Regions from separate parts of the Homo sapiens genome. Here regions 2 and 3 are each linked to region 1. The links are chromatin contacts, found by Hi-C or POLR2A ChIA-PET in ENCODE. All regions are on one chromosome and are shown on one strand. Each heading gives the region's core, a stretch centred on a gene start or an enhancer-like site at or near the end of the contact. The rest is flanking DNA. Distances are from core to core; before and after follow the strand shown. Region 1 holds the start of UBE2D2 (ubiquitin conjugating enzyme E2 D2). Region 2 holds the start of PSD2-AS1 (PSD2 antisense RNA 1). Region 3 holds the start of MZB1 (marginal zone B and B1 cell specific protein).

Evidence for each region. Hi-C counts contacts between places; a loop is a spot of excess contacts on that map. ChIA-PET counts read pairs that join two places held with the same protein, here RNA polymerase II (POLR2A). Pooled maps may share reads with other maps.
Region 2: a map of B cell shows a loop between it and region 1 (2.0-fold over the local background). The contact joins the promoter of PSD2-AS1 here to the promoter of UBE2D2 in region 1. A Hi-C loop is called at or near these places in 1 of 168 maps with a recorded cell type or tissue (B cell), 4 of 37 single-sample maps with no recorded cell type and 11 of 50 pooled maps. POLR2A ChIA-PET finds 5 or more read pairs at or near these places in 7 of 52 experiments (B cell, H1, activated CD4-positive, alpha-beta memory T cell and 4 more).
Region 3: a map of naive thymus-derived CD4-positive, alpha-beta T cell shows a loop between it and region 1 (7-fold over the local background). The contact joins the promoter of MZB1 here to the promoter of UBE2D2 in region 1. A Hi-C loop is called at or near these places in 1 of 168 maps with a recorded cell type or tissue (naive thymus-derived CD4-positive, alpha-beta T cell), 3 of 37 single-sample maps with no recorded cell type and 12 of 50 pooled maps. POLR2A ChIA-PET finds 5 or more read pairs at or near these places in 7 of 52 experiments (GM12878, HepG2, OCI-LY7 and 4 more).

Annotation. Positions count from the first base shown.
Region 1 is chr5:139,559,688-139,563,362 of GRCh38, reverse strand. It overlaps UBE2D2 (ubiquitin conjugating enzyme E2 D2), which reads right to left and starts at 2,024. Exons shown (of 7, transcript NM_003339.3): 1 at 1,548-2,024. The coding sequence starts at 1,571. RefSeq lists enhancers at 859-978, 1,069-1,118, 2,279-2,448 and a silencer at 1,589-2,248.
Region 2 is chr5:139,744,201-139,747,875 of GRCh38, reverse strand. PSD2-AS1 (PSD2 antisense RNA 1) reads left to right here and starts at 1,653. Exons shown (of 3, transcript NR_105053.2): 1 at 1,653-1,682; 2 at 2,617-2,706. It also overlaps a transcript of PSD2 not described here. RefSeq lists an enhancer at 1,136-1,783 and a silencer at 3,307-3,675.
Region 3 is chr5:139,388,015-139,391,689 of GRCh38, reverse strand. MZB1 (marginal zone B and B1 cell specific protein) reads left to right here and starts at 1,777. Exons shown (of 4, transcript NM_016459.4): 1 at 1,777-2,010; 2 at 3,105-3,229; 3 at 3,559-3,669. The coding sequence starts at 1,834. PROB1 (proline rich basic protein 1) reads left to right here. Exons shown (of 1, transcript NM_001161546.2): 1 at 1-1,098. RefSeq lists a silencer at 591-640 and enhancers at 1,611-2,020, 1,997-2,544, 2,545-3,092, 3,093-3,640, 3,661-3,675.

The DNA.
Region 1 (3,675 bases), core at 775-3,274:
ATTTATTGTCTAAAATCTGCCCTTCTTCATTTGTTAGAAATCAGAGTCAAAAGAAGTTAAGGAGCTAACCTAATTATAGTAACCAATGGGACTGATTCCACACTGTCTTTGAGCAAAAATGAAATGAGGACCAACCGCTGAGCTGAGGTGTTTAAATCATCAATCTGTATTCTGACTTAGTTTAAGACAAGCTAAAAACTGGTTCTCTTCCTCTTGCATCCCCATCCCATCATTCAGAATGGATAACCCCAGTACCTACTTCTAAGTAGCTACAGGTATAGGCCGTGTGCAGTGGCTGATTGATGCCTGTAATTCCAACACTTAAGGGAGGCAGAGACAGGAGGCTAGCTTGAGCCCAGGAGTTCCACACCAGCCTGGACAACACGGCAAGACCCCGTTCTCCACTAAAAGGAAAAAGATGTATTGAAGAAAAAAGTAGCTACCGGTTTAATATAGCCAATCTGAGTAGCCAAGTGAAACACCAAACAGAAATTAATAGTGGTGCCTCCCTACTTCTAAGAAAAAAAACATGAAAGTGGCACTAAGAGGTTACAACATCAGAAAGGGAAAAAAAATAAATTTTAAGCCAATCTTATAGTCTAGATGTATTATTAGGAAAACCTCCTTATTGATAACTAAATAACCCTTCACTTTAAAGAGCAAAGAAATCCTTTTTAATACAAAATCTAGTAAAACCCCTTCCCAGTTAAGAGTCTCGGTAAACATATCACCTAATAGCGTCAAGTCCATTTTGCGAAGAGGCTGTGAAAGGAACTTTTGTATAATTTCTCTGGTGGTTTTCAATGTTCAGGTTTCTACCTCTACCTTTGCCAATGTACAGCTTTTCTATTAGATCCAATCCTGCAAAACGGAAGTGTTAGTTTCTAACTACATACAGCAACCTCAAGGAATAAAATGATTCTCCCTCTACTTCCCTCCTCCCTCATTAAGTCACCTTTTTTTTTTCTTCTGAACTTCCAACTCTTAACAGTTTCTGGACAAGCAGGGTGGACCGATGTGTGCTGCCACCCAAGAGGTAAGTGAACTCAGGATATACTTGTGGATCGGGCAAAACGGCTTCCTCTGTCAGCCCGAGCTCAGGCGGTTTTGTGGAGGGAGCTAGGGCAGGTGTGGGAGGAGGGAACAGAAATGGGGCGAGAAGCCCTTTCGACCTCTGTCGAAGGGGCCGCCCAACGCCCCAGCGCCCCCCTCGGCCCCAACCCCGCCATCCTGGCCCGACAATGGCCCTCAAGTGCAGCGGCAGTCCCAGACTGGAGAGAAGCCCTAAGAGTCCACACCATGCGGGCCTGGAAGGGCAGCCGGGGAGGAACGCTGAGGCCGCGAGAGCACCTCCGGCCTAAGCGCGGGCTGCGCGCCGGGGCCTCCACGGGCGCCATCACTGGGAGTGGGGTATGGAGGCCGCCCCGAGGGGCCAGCACCGGCAGCAAGATCCAAGGAGGCCGCGAGCCCGACGGAGACTACGGCGGGAAGTGCAGGCCGCAGCCTGCTCAGCTGGCCAGCAGCGCAGCCGACCTCCGGCCGCTTACCTTGTGGATTCTCTTCAGAGCCATGGTGGGAGGCGGGTGGCGGCGGCCCCCGGGGCGGGGACGGGGGCGGGGAAGGGACGGGGAAGGGGCTAGGGAGCCTGAGGCCGCCTCGGCGATCTCGGTCGGCAGGAGAAGATGGAGAGTTGAGGAAAGCGGGTCCGGCGGGACGGGCTGAGGGCCGGGGCCCACTCAGCTCCTGGGCCTGCCGCAGCGGTCACCGCATCACCCGGCGGCGGCCCCTTTATTCGCCGCCGCCCTAGCCGCCACCGCCGCCGCCGCCGTAGCTGCCTCTTCCTCCCAGGATCAGCGCCGCCTCCTAAACCGCCGCAGATCCCTCCGCCAGAAAGCAAAAGCCCAAGCCTCGGGCTCGGCCGGCCTCTCTTGGTCGGACAGCCGGAGGGATTGCCTGTCTTCCTCCCTGCTGCAGGTGGACCGAGGGACGCGCGGGCGGGCGGGCTGCGCCGCCGGGGTGGGGCCGTCGGAGCACGGGGTGGGCCCGACCGAGGGGCAGGTCGGGAGGCGCGGGGATTGGCGGGCCAGGGGAGGGAGGGCCGAGCCGCGCCGGCGGCGGAGGGATACGGGCCGCCCCTGTGAGTAAGCTACGCACCGCCGTCGCCGCCACGGCCCCGGAGGGCGTGACGCTGCGAAGCCCTGGGCGGAGATCTCGCGAGATCTAGAGCGCGAGTTCTGCAGGCTCCAGCGCCGCGACCGTTGACTTCATTGCTGATGGAAACCCACGCGCGTGTCACAAAAGATCAATAAATATTAAAAGGCGAATGTTGTCCAGATCTCACGACCGTCCCCGTACTAGTCCCGGGAGGAGGCACTTAGGCCCACTGCAGCGCTCCTGAAGGAGGAAGGGACTTGGCCAAGGTCACAGAGCTCTTCTGAAGTCCTGGGACTTAGCACATCTCTTTCCAGAGGCCGCGTGGCTACAGCTCGGGCACCTGCCACGAGGGAGATGTCTCATAGCCGCTCGGGTTGCAGTGAGATTGGCCTTCCGGACCAAGGCCCCAGATGGAGAGGATTTGAATGTTGTGTTCTCAGCCACTGGCATGTATGTGTGCCTTCGAGGTGTCCAGACTCTGCTCAGCTTAGTGAATTGCAAATTGTTACAAGCAAGCACTGTACCAGCTGCGTCAGAAAAAAAATCACAGTGTGTGCCCCAAATAGTTAAAACCAACGGCTGGGCGCGGTGACTCACCCCTGTAATCTCAGCACTTTGGGAGGCTGAGGCTGGCGCATCACCTGAGGTCAAGAGTTCGAGACCAGCCTGGCCAACATGGTGAAACCCCATCTCTACTAAAAATACAAAAATTAGGCCGGGCACGGTCACTCACGCCTGTAATCCCAGCACTTTGGGAGGCCAAGGCAGGCGGATCACGAGGTCAGGAATTCGAGACCAGCCTGGCCAACACAGTGAAACCCCTTCTGTACTAAATATACAAAAATTACCCGGGCATGGTGGCAGGCGCCTGTAGTCCCAGCTACTCGGGAGGCTGAGGCAGGAGAATCGCTTGAATCCGGGAGGCGGAGGTTGCCGTGAGCCGAGATCACGCCAGTTCACTCCAGCCTAGGCAACAGCAAGAATGCGTCTCAAAAAAAAAAAAAAAAAATAGCCGAGAGTGGTGGCAGGTTCCTGTAAACCCAGCTACTGGGGAGGCTGAGGCAGGAGAATCGCTGGAACCCAGGAGGCAGAGGTTGCAGTGAGCCGAGAGCACGCCATTGCACTCCAGCCTGGGCGACGAGCAAAACTCCATCTCCAAAAAAAAAAAAAAAACCAACCTCGTGCTCCAGATACCCATCAGGAGGGTCCGCTGAAAATCAAACCTAGAATATTTGGAATTGTTTTTTAGGAGATGGAGACAAAAAGCTAAATCACTGAGCACCTACCCTGTGCCCAGCCCTACACCATGACTGGTGTGAGATACGGAGCCAAGCCAGGGCTAGAGGCCTTACACAGGAGAATAGTAAAGAATATTTTGCTGGGAGGTAATGCCCACATTCTGAAATCTACCCCTGGCGTTTTCTGATTCTAAATGTCTCCTTTTCGCTACATCCAGAAAGGACCTTGCAGATCATTGATTCTAGCTCCTGAATTTATAGAGAAGAAAAAACTGGAGCCCAA
Region 2 (3,675 bases), core at 404-2,903, 180 kb before region 1:
CGCGCACCGCGCTCTGCCGCCTCCCCCTACACCCCCTCCTTGCTTTGGCGGGGCGATGCTGTCGTATTGGAAAACATCCCCGCGCTGGCTGGGGGGCCCGGTGGGGCCAGCGCTGGAAGCCGTTCCACTCGAGCAGATGGCTGTGAAACTTTGGCGGCGAGATAAATTGGGTCTGACGGCGTGAGGCCGGCTCACAGATGGGCGGGATTCTCACGCCGGCCCCCACGTCCGGCCGGGCTGCGGGCAGGGCCGACACCGCTCAGAGCCCCCTTTGGGCACCCGCCTCGCCAGCACAAGCCTTCAGGAGGCCACCCATCCGGCAACAGCCTTCCTCAGCCGAAGGCGCCCTCCACCACATTCCTTCCGGCCCCAGATCTCCCCAGAGACGAGCCCAGAGGGAGGGACAGCCCCCAGCCCCCGCCCGGTCACCTCCGCCAAGCTGGCAGCTGGGCTTTCCCCCTCCTCTGCCATCCGCAGAGGCCTGAAGCGTGAAGGTTAACAGCTGGGGGGGAGGCTGCGTCTCCCTCTCTCACCCCCGCTCTGCTGCAGCCCCGCCCACCTGCCAGCCCAGGGGATGTCGTAAACAGGGCTGTGAGGTGTGTGTGTGTGCGGGGGGTTGGGGGTAACTGAAGGGGGGGAGACAAGAGAGAGTCAGACAGACAAAGAGAGGAACGAAAATGAGCAAGAGGCGAGCGGAGACCTGAGCAGAGACTGAGGGACAGAGACAGCTAGAGACAGAGACAGGCAGAGAAAGAAATGGAGATGGAGATGTGGAGATAGACACGGAGACACCCAGAGAGAGAAGGGAGGGAGGAGGAACCTCAGAGCCAGAGAGGAGACACACAATGAAAGTGGGAGGAGGGCGAAGGACCGGGCGAGGGGACAGGATACTGGCAGAAATGCAGGCTGCCTCGAGCTGCGGACGACCGTGGAGGGTGGGGACGAGCCGAGGTTGGGAGCAGGGTGCGACCCTGGGCTACCCTCACTCCTGCACCCACCACCAGGGCTGGGAGCCAGAGCGAGGGAGCGTCGCTGCCCCTGGGTGCGCCCTCCATCGCTACGCCACTTGCCCGCCTCGGCTTCCCCGGGAGCGCTAGATGAAGGGAATGGCGGGGTTGGGGAGCCGTGGGGGTCAGGGGGTGCTGCGCGGCCATCACACTGCCGCAAAGCCAGCCTGTCTAGCAGCCTCCCTCGCGCATCAGTCCAGCGGGCAGATATCGATCCCGCCCAGCCAAGCTCTATACTCGCGGCCTGCAGCCCGTTCTGTGGCGGTCCTACAAAGAAGCGGGGGTGCCTCACTTCTCGGGCCTCCCCCGCGGGGGATTCTGTACCAGAATAACACCCCCGGGGCCAGGGTCAGGGCGGCACACTCGCCCCCGCCTGTCCCAGCGCGATCCCATTCGGCGGGCCCAGGTAGCCTGCGGCAGGGAGAAGGCTCGGGTGACCCCCCAGCCCCGCCTTCTGCAGGGCGCGCGAGGCCAGAGGAAAAAATCTTCGCTGAGTTGATGAAGTTGAAGTTTCGTTCAGGGCGTGAAGGAGACAGCCAATCAGCGGGCCGTTATTTACATGGGCTCTCTGATTGGCTCTCACGGTGCCTCTTTAGAATGTTACTTTGAGACCTTCACAGAACGAAAAGCCCCCCGCTGGGGGTGGGGGAAGGCTCAGAAGCTCCAAGGTTTCATGTAGGGCTCCCCAGGCCAAGCTTTGAGGGAAGATGGGGAGCTTAGATATAGTTTTGTCCAGCTTTCACGATACAAATGACCAACTTGAGTCTGGAGAGACAGAGAGGTGGAGCTTGGCCTGGATCCAGGAGATGAGTTCGGCCTAGCGCTCTGCAGTGGGCCCACCACCCCTGATACCTAGACGTGTGGTCACCTTGGCGGTGGGGAGGAGGGGCTTGGTCCTGGCAACCCCTCTCATCCAATAGCAAGAGAGGGGCTGATTCAATGGTTTGAGGGGGCAGGAGCAGGTAAACCTGGCGGTGTCGGTCTTGTTTGTGACCGGACAGTGTGGGTGGTACCATCATGTTGGAAACCCCGCAAATAATGCAGCCCCAGAGGCAGGCCAGGCTGACCCTGAGGTCATGTTTCACTTGACAGCCTGGGCAGGCACACGTGAACACAGGAGACCCCCAGGCGGGGGCCTCGGGGCCTCAAGAAGTGGGTTTGCTCTGAAGGGAGTGGCACTGGGCAACCCGCAGCAGCTCCGCACTGCCCCGCACCCGCACTACCGCATCCAGCAGACACTGAGTCACTCTTGGGGACGGGGGCGAAGTCAGGACATTGGCAGCTAGGAGCAGAGAAGTTCTCTCAGAAGGCCTCCACCCTGCCTTCCCCACTGCGTCGGCCCCGCCCACCCATGCTGGGAAAAGGGCCCCCTGGGGTTGCCATTCGCAAATCCTGCCCAGTCTCCTGGCCCACACTCCTCCCCAGGCGACTCAGCATAGATGACTCAGGACTTGGAGTGGGGCTGTTAATGGGCAAATGTGGTGGTAGGGGGGCCTGAGTGTGTGGCCGAGGCTGGAAAGTCCCTCCACCATCTGCCTGTGGCAAATTGAGGGACAGGTAGGAGAATTCACTCTAGTGGGGTTCTAACCCTGCCCCAATTCTTTCACAGTGACACAGCCTGGAGACCCAGCTCTGTCACTCAACTCTACATAGCCTTCACCCAGAGCCTGACAGTGTATATGAACAAGAGGCTGTGCCTGTGAGTACTTGCGTGCCAGCAGCTGGCCTTGTGACATGCCCCTGTGGGACCTTGGGCTGCAGCATCAAGTGCTAGGGCAAACACCTTGTTTGCAGAAGACCCAAGGACCCCACAGCCAGTGCCAGGACAGCTAAGAGACTCCACCACCTGCCACCCCCCAGAACTTACCCTGCTAATGAACCAAACTTGCTGTGTGACTTTGAGTGCAGCTCGCACATCTCTGGGCCTCAAACTTCTCTGTAAAACCATGCCCTCCTGAATGTACCATTCCCAGTGGTGGCAGCTGCAGAGAAATCACAATAGCAGGGGCAGGGTCCAAGAAGGGCCTGAGAAGCTGGTTCAGCCTGTGGTCTGGGAGCCAAGTGGGGCAGGGACAAGATTGCCAAGTCCCACGGTTCTCACCAATTCTCATAATCTCATCTCTCCTCTTGTCTTCCTGCCCGCCTCATAAATAGCAGGAGGCTGGGCTGGGTCTGGGGCAGGAGCGGGGAGCTGCATGTGTGCATTTGTGTGTGTGTGTGTACACACACATGGGGAGGGTGTGAGAGCCTTCCCCCCACCCCCGCCGCTGCCACCATCGTGCTCTGAGAAGCTGAGATAATCCCTCGCCATCTGTCTTGTGTTGCTAACCCACTCAGCCGGACAGCTGCCCGGGCCACAGCTCTACAGGCGAGCAGGCGGGGGAATGAGGGGCATGGGGGGAGCTAGCCAACTCTGAGGACCAGGCAGCAGGGACACTCAGTCCTCCCATCCCAGAATACCCCTGCTCTAGAAAGGGAAAGTAAAGTCAGAGAGGGGACAGGCAGGACTTCCCCCATTCCTGCTTCTGAACCTGGGAAGGATTGGAGGAGTGGAGACCATTCCCTGGTCTGGGAGTTGGAGGCCGAGCCTCCCAGAATGCAGGAAGGTGATACAGGATCACCGTCTAGCTTATGTTGTTATGAGCCCACACAGATCACTGTGATGGGA
Region 3 (3,675 bases), core at 528-3,027, 170 kb after region 1:
ATCAGAGGAGGTGCTGTGGCTGCCGTGGGGCAGCAGGAACGGGAGCAGCAGGAGACAGGGCGGGGAACTGTCTGCCCTCCCTGATGGTGGGCCCAGCTGAGGTGAGGCTGGCCAGTGCCCCTGGTGAGGTGGCAGGAAGGACTCTGGCTGTCGAGTCTGCTCTTAGGAAGAGGAGCTGAGCTTTGGCCCTGGAGGTTACTGGGGGGAAAGTGGCCAGTACAGCCCAGGCCAGGCTGGCTCCGAGAAAGAGCTAAGGCGGGGGACAGCAGGTGGAGGCAAAGCAAGGAATACAGGGAGGGCCTGGGTTGGGGGTTAGCCTGGAACTTGGGGTGGGAAGATGGGGAGCCTGGCCCTCAGAGCTGAGCTGACTCATTTTTGGGCCAGGGGTGGGGCTTCAGTCCCCCACCCCCTACATCGGGAGTAGGTGAAATGGTCATCAGGAAGCTCTGAGAAGAGGGAGGGTTGGGCTCTTGTCCCACAGGAGCCTCTTGACCCCTCTGTGTGGCCAGAAGGTGGGTTAGGGCCAGCAGTAGAAGCGATACCCCTGGTGGAGTATCCAGAGGGATCTGAAGCTCTTGGCAGGTTCCACTCCCCAGTAACAGATGTGGCAACAATGGCCAGAGAGGGGCTGGCCCTACAGACCAGTCACAGCAAGGGACAGGGCCCAGAGCCTGCACTTCAGTTGCCCTGAGATTCCAGGAGCCTCTGAGGGAGATGAGGGGGGTCTGCATGAGGTGGGAGGTGGTGTGCGTGGGGGTCTGTATATAGTTCTGAACCGGAAATGGCTGGCCCTTGCCAGCCTGGTGTGTGATGTGATGAGTTTGGGAAGGACAGTTTCCATGAGAAGCAGTGGCAGGGATGGGGATGGATGCCTTCGTTGTTCCAGGCCTGTCAGGGGGCCCAGGTCCCTAGCAGTCCCTGCCCTCTGCCCTGGACTGGAAGCTGACTAGGAGAGCTACGAATCAGAACAACTGGCCATTTTCTAGCTGGAGATGCCAGCTCCGATGGCATGGAGGGCCCTGGGGCCACCCCAGGTGTCTTTACCTCATCCTGGTGTGTAATAAATCACTGACCATGGAGCCATCATGGCTGAAATAACTGGTGTGAGGTGCCTGATTTCCTGCCACAGCCTCTCAACACCCTCCACAGTGCCCTTCCACGCCTGGGTATGGCCTGGGTGGAGGGGACCTCAGGGCTAGGGAAGGAGACCATGTGTGTCTTGGAAACACTGTAGCATCCCTGTCTCCCTGAACTTGCCTCCCAGGAGGCTGGCAGCCACACCTCATTCCTTCTGGTGGTTGAGTGGCCAGGGAGCCTTGGGGTCAATCAGGCTTGGGTTTCTCAGCATGGCCCCTCTAGCTATGTGGCCTTGGATTTGTCACCTCTCTCTGAGCCTTTGTGTCGGAAGAGGCAGAATAAACATGACAGTCTCATTTCTCAGAAAGGTCAATGAAACAAAAAAAGATGACGGCAGCCAACCAACTCTTCCCACAAGGCACTCAGCACAGTGCCTGCCACTTGGCCAGATCACAGGATGTGGGCAGTATCGGCCCCTATGTGTTCCTGCCTAGGCCCAGCCCCTCTCCTTGCCTCAGTGCTCCCTATCTGTGAAATGGAGCTGAGATGGCTGGAGCCAGGGTCCAGCTAGAGGACAATGCCCACGTGGCATCTTCGGGGCCCTGGAGGAGGGAGTGGGAGGAGGATGGGAGGGGTGAGGTGTCAGTTCCCCATTGGTCTAGGCCAGGTGTTCTGTGGCGGTCCCCACACCACACAAGCACACACACATCTGCACCTCAACCACAGACTACACTTGCTGAACTGGCTCCTGGGGCCATGAGGCTGTCACTGCCACTGCTGCTGCTGCTGCTGGGAGCCTGGGCCATCCCAGGGGGCCTCGGGGACAGGGCGCCACTCACAGCCACAGCCCCACAACTGGATGATGAGGAGATGTACTCAGCCCACATGCCCGCTCACCTGCGCTGTGATGCCTGCAGAGCTGTGGCTTACCAGGTGAGTCCTTCACCACTGTCACCCTGCCCTGCTCACACCCCTTCTCAAGCCAGACCCCTCCACCCACCTCACATTCCACCACCGGCCTTTGATCCCCAATCCCTACCACTGGGCATCAAGCCACAGATGCAGCCTTTCATATATTCCATGCCTCAGTTTACCCATCTGCCTGCCTAACAGCAGACAATCTGGGAGACCTCCTCAGTATTTTGAGACCCCAGGGAATCACTCACTTGTCCTTAGACTTCTCCCTTTCCAGGCCCATCCTTGAGTCCGGACTCCCTCCCCAACCCTGACGGGGCGGCTTTGGCTATGTGTACATGGTGCAAGTGCACACGTGTGAGCGCCTGCACGTGAGTATGCGTGTGTCTGGCTTCACACACACACCTGCTGAGCATGCCTGCGTGCCAGTGTCTCTGTGAGGTGGGGGCCTGGGAGTACTTGTGTGATTGAATATTGGGCTCCAGTTTTTCTTACCTTGCTCTTGTGGTTTAAAATGGCACGTGCCGGCCGGGCGCGGTGGCTCACGCCTGTAATCCCAGCACTTTGGGAGGCTGAGCGGGGCCGATCGCCTGAACTCAGGAGTTCGAGACCAGCCTGGCCAACATGGTGAAACCCCGTCACTACTGAAAATACAAAATTTTAGCCGGGTGTGGTGGCACATACCTGTAGTCCCAGCTACCTGGGAGGCTGAGGGAGAAGAATCACTTGAACCTGGGAGGTGGAGGCTGCAGTGAGCTGAGATCGTACCACTGCACTCCAGCCTGGGCGACGAACGGCGTGAGACTCTCTCTAAATAAATAAATAAATAAAAATAAAATGACACTTGCCACTGGGCAGGTGTGCCCTGGACGAGGGACCCCAGTGCCCAGGCCTCACCTACCACTTCAGCATTTCTTTCCCATCCCCCATCCCCATCCCAGAGAGCTTTGGGGGCTGGGGGAGGGGCCATGCAACAGCCTCACAGGTGCTTCCTGCTCAAACGGCTCTCTTGCCACTTTATTTTCCCCAGAGACTCTGCTCCTATCCTCCCCACCTCCCCCTAACTGAGCAGCAGTCCTGAGGCCCTGCCTCCCAGTCCCTCCTTGTTCCAGATGTGGCAAAATCTGGCAAAGGCAGAGACCAAACTTCATACCTCAAACTCTGGGGGGCGGCGGGAGCTGAGCGAGTTGGTCTACACGGATGTCCTGGACCGGAGCTGCTCCCGGAACTGGCAGGAGTGAGTTGCCAATCCTGCCCCCCACCTCCCTCCTCCAAGGGCAGGCCTGGTGGGTGGAGATTCCCACTCAGCCGCTCACACAACACACACACTCCTCTAGGACTCTGGTCCAAGGGAGGGGCTGGCTGGGATGAAGTCTGGGCTCTGGAGCTGAGAGCAAGTGGGAGAGCAGAGGGCCAGTGGACAAGGTCACCTTGTGACCTTGGGCCAGGGGCTTTCCCTCTCTGAATTCCACAAATGCCCAGCATGTCCAGCTTGCTGTGGAGATGGGTCTCTCCCTGGCTGGGCTCCTGCCAAAACTGTACTCCTCTCCTCTCCACTGCCACCAGCTACGGAGTTCGAGAAGTGGACCAAGTGAAACGTCTCACAGGCCCAGGACTTAGCGAGGGGCCAGAGCCAAGCATCAGCGTGATGGTCACAGGGGGCCCCTGGCCTACCAGGTGATG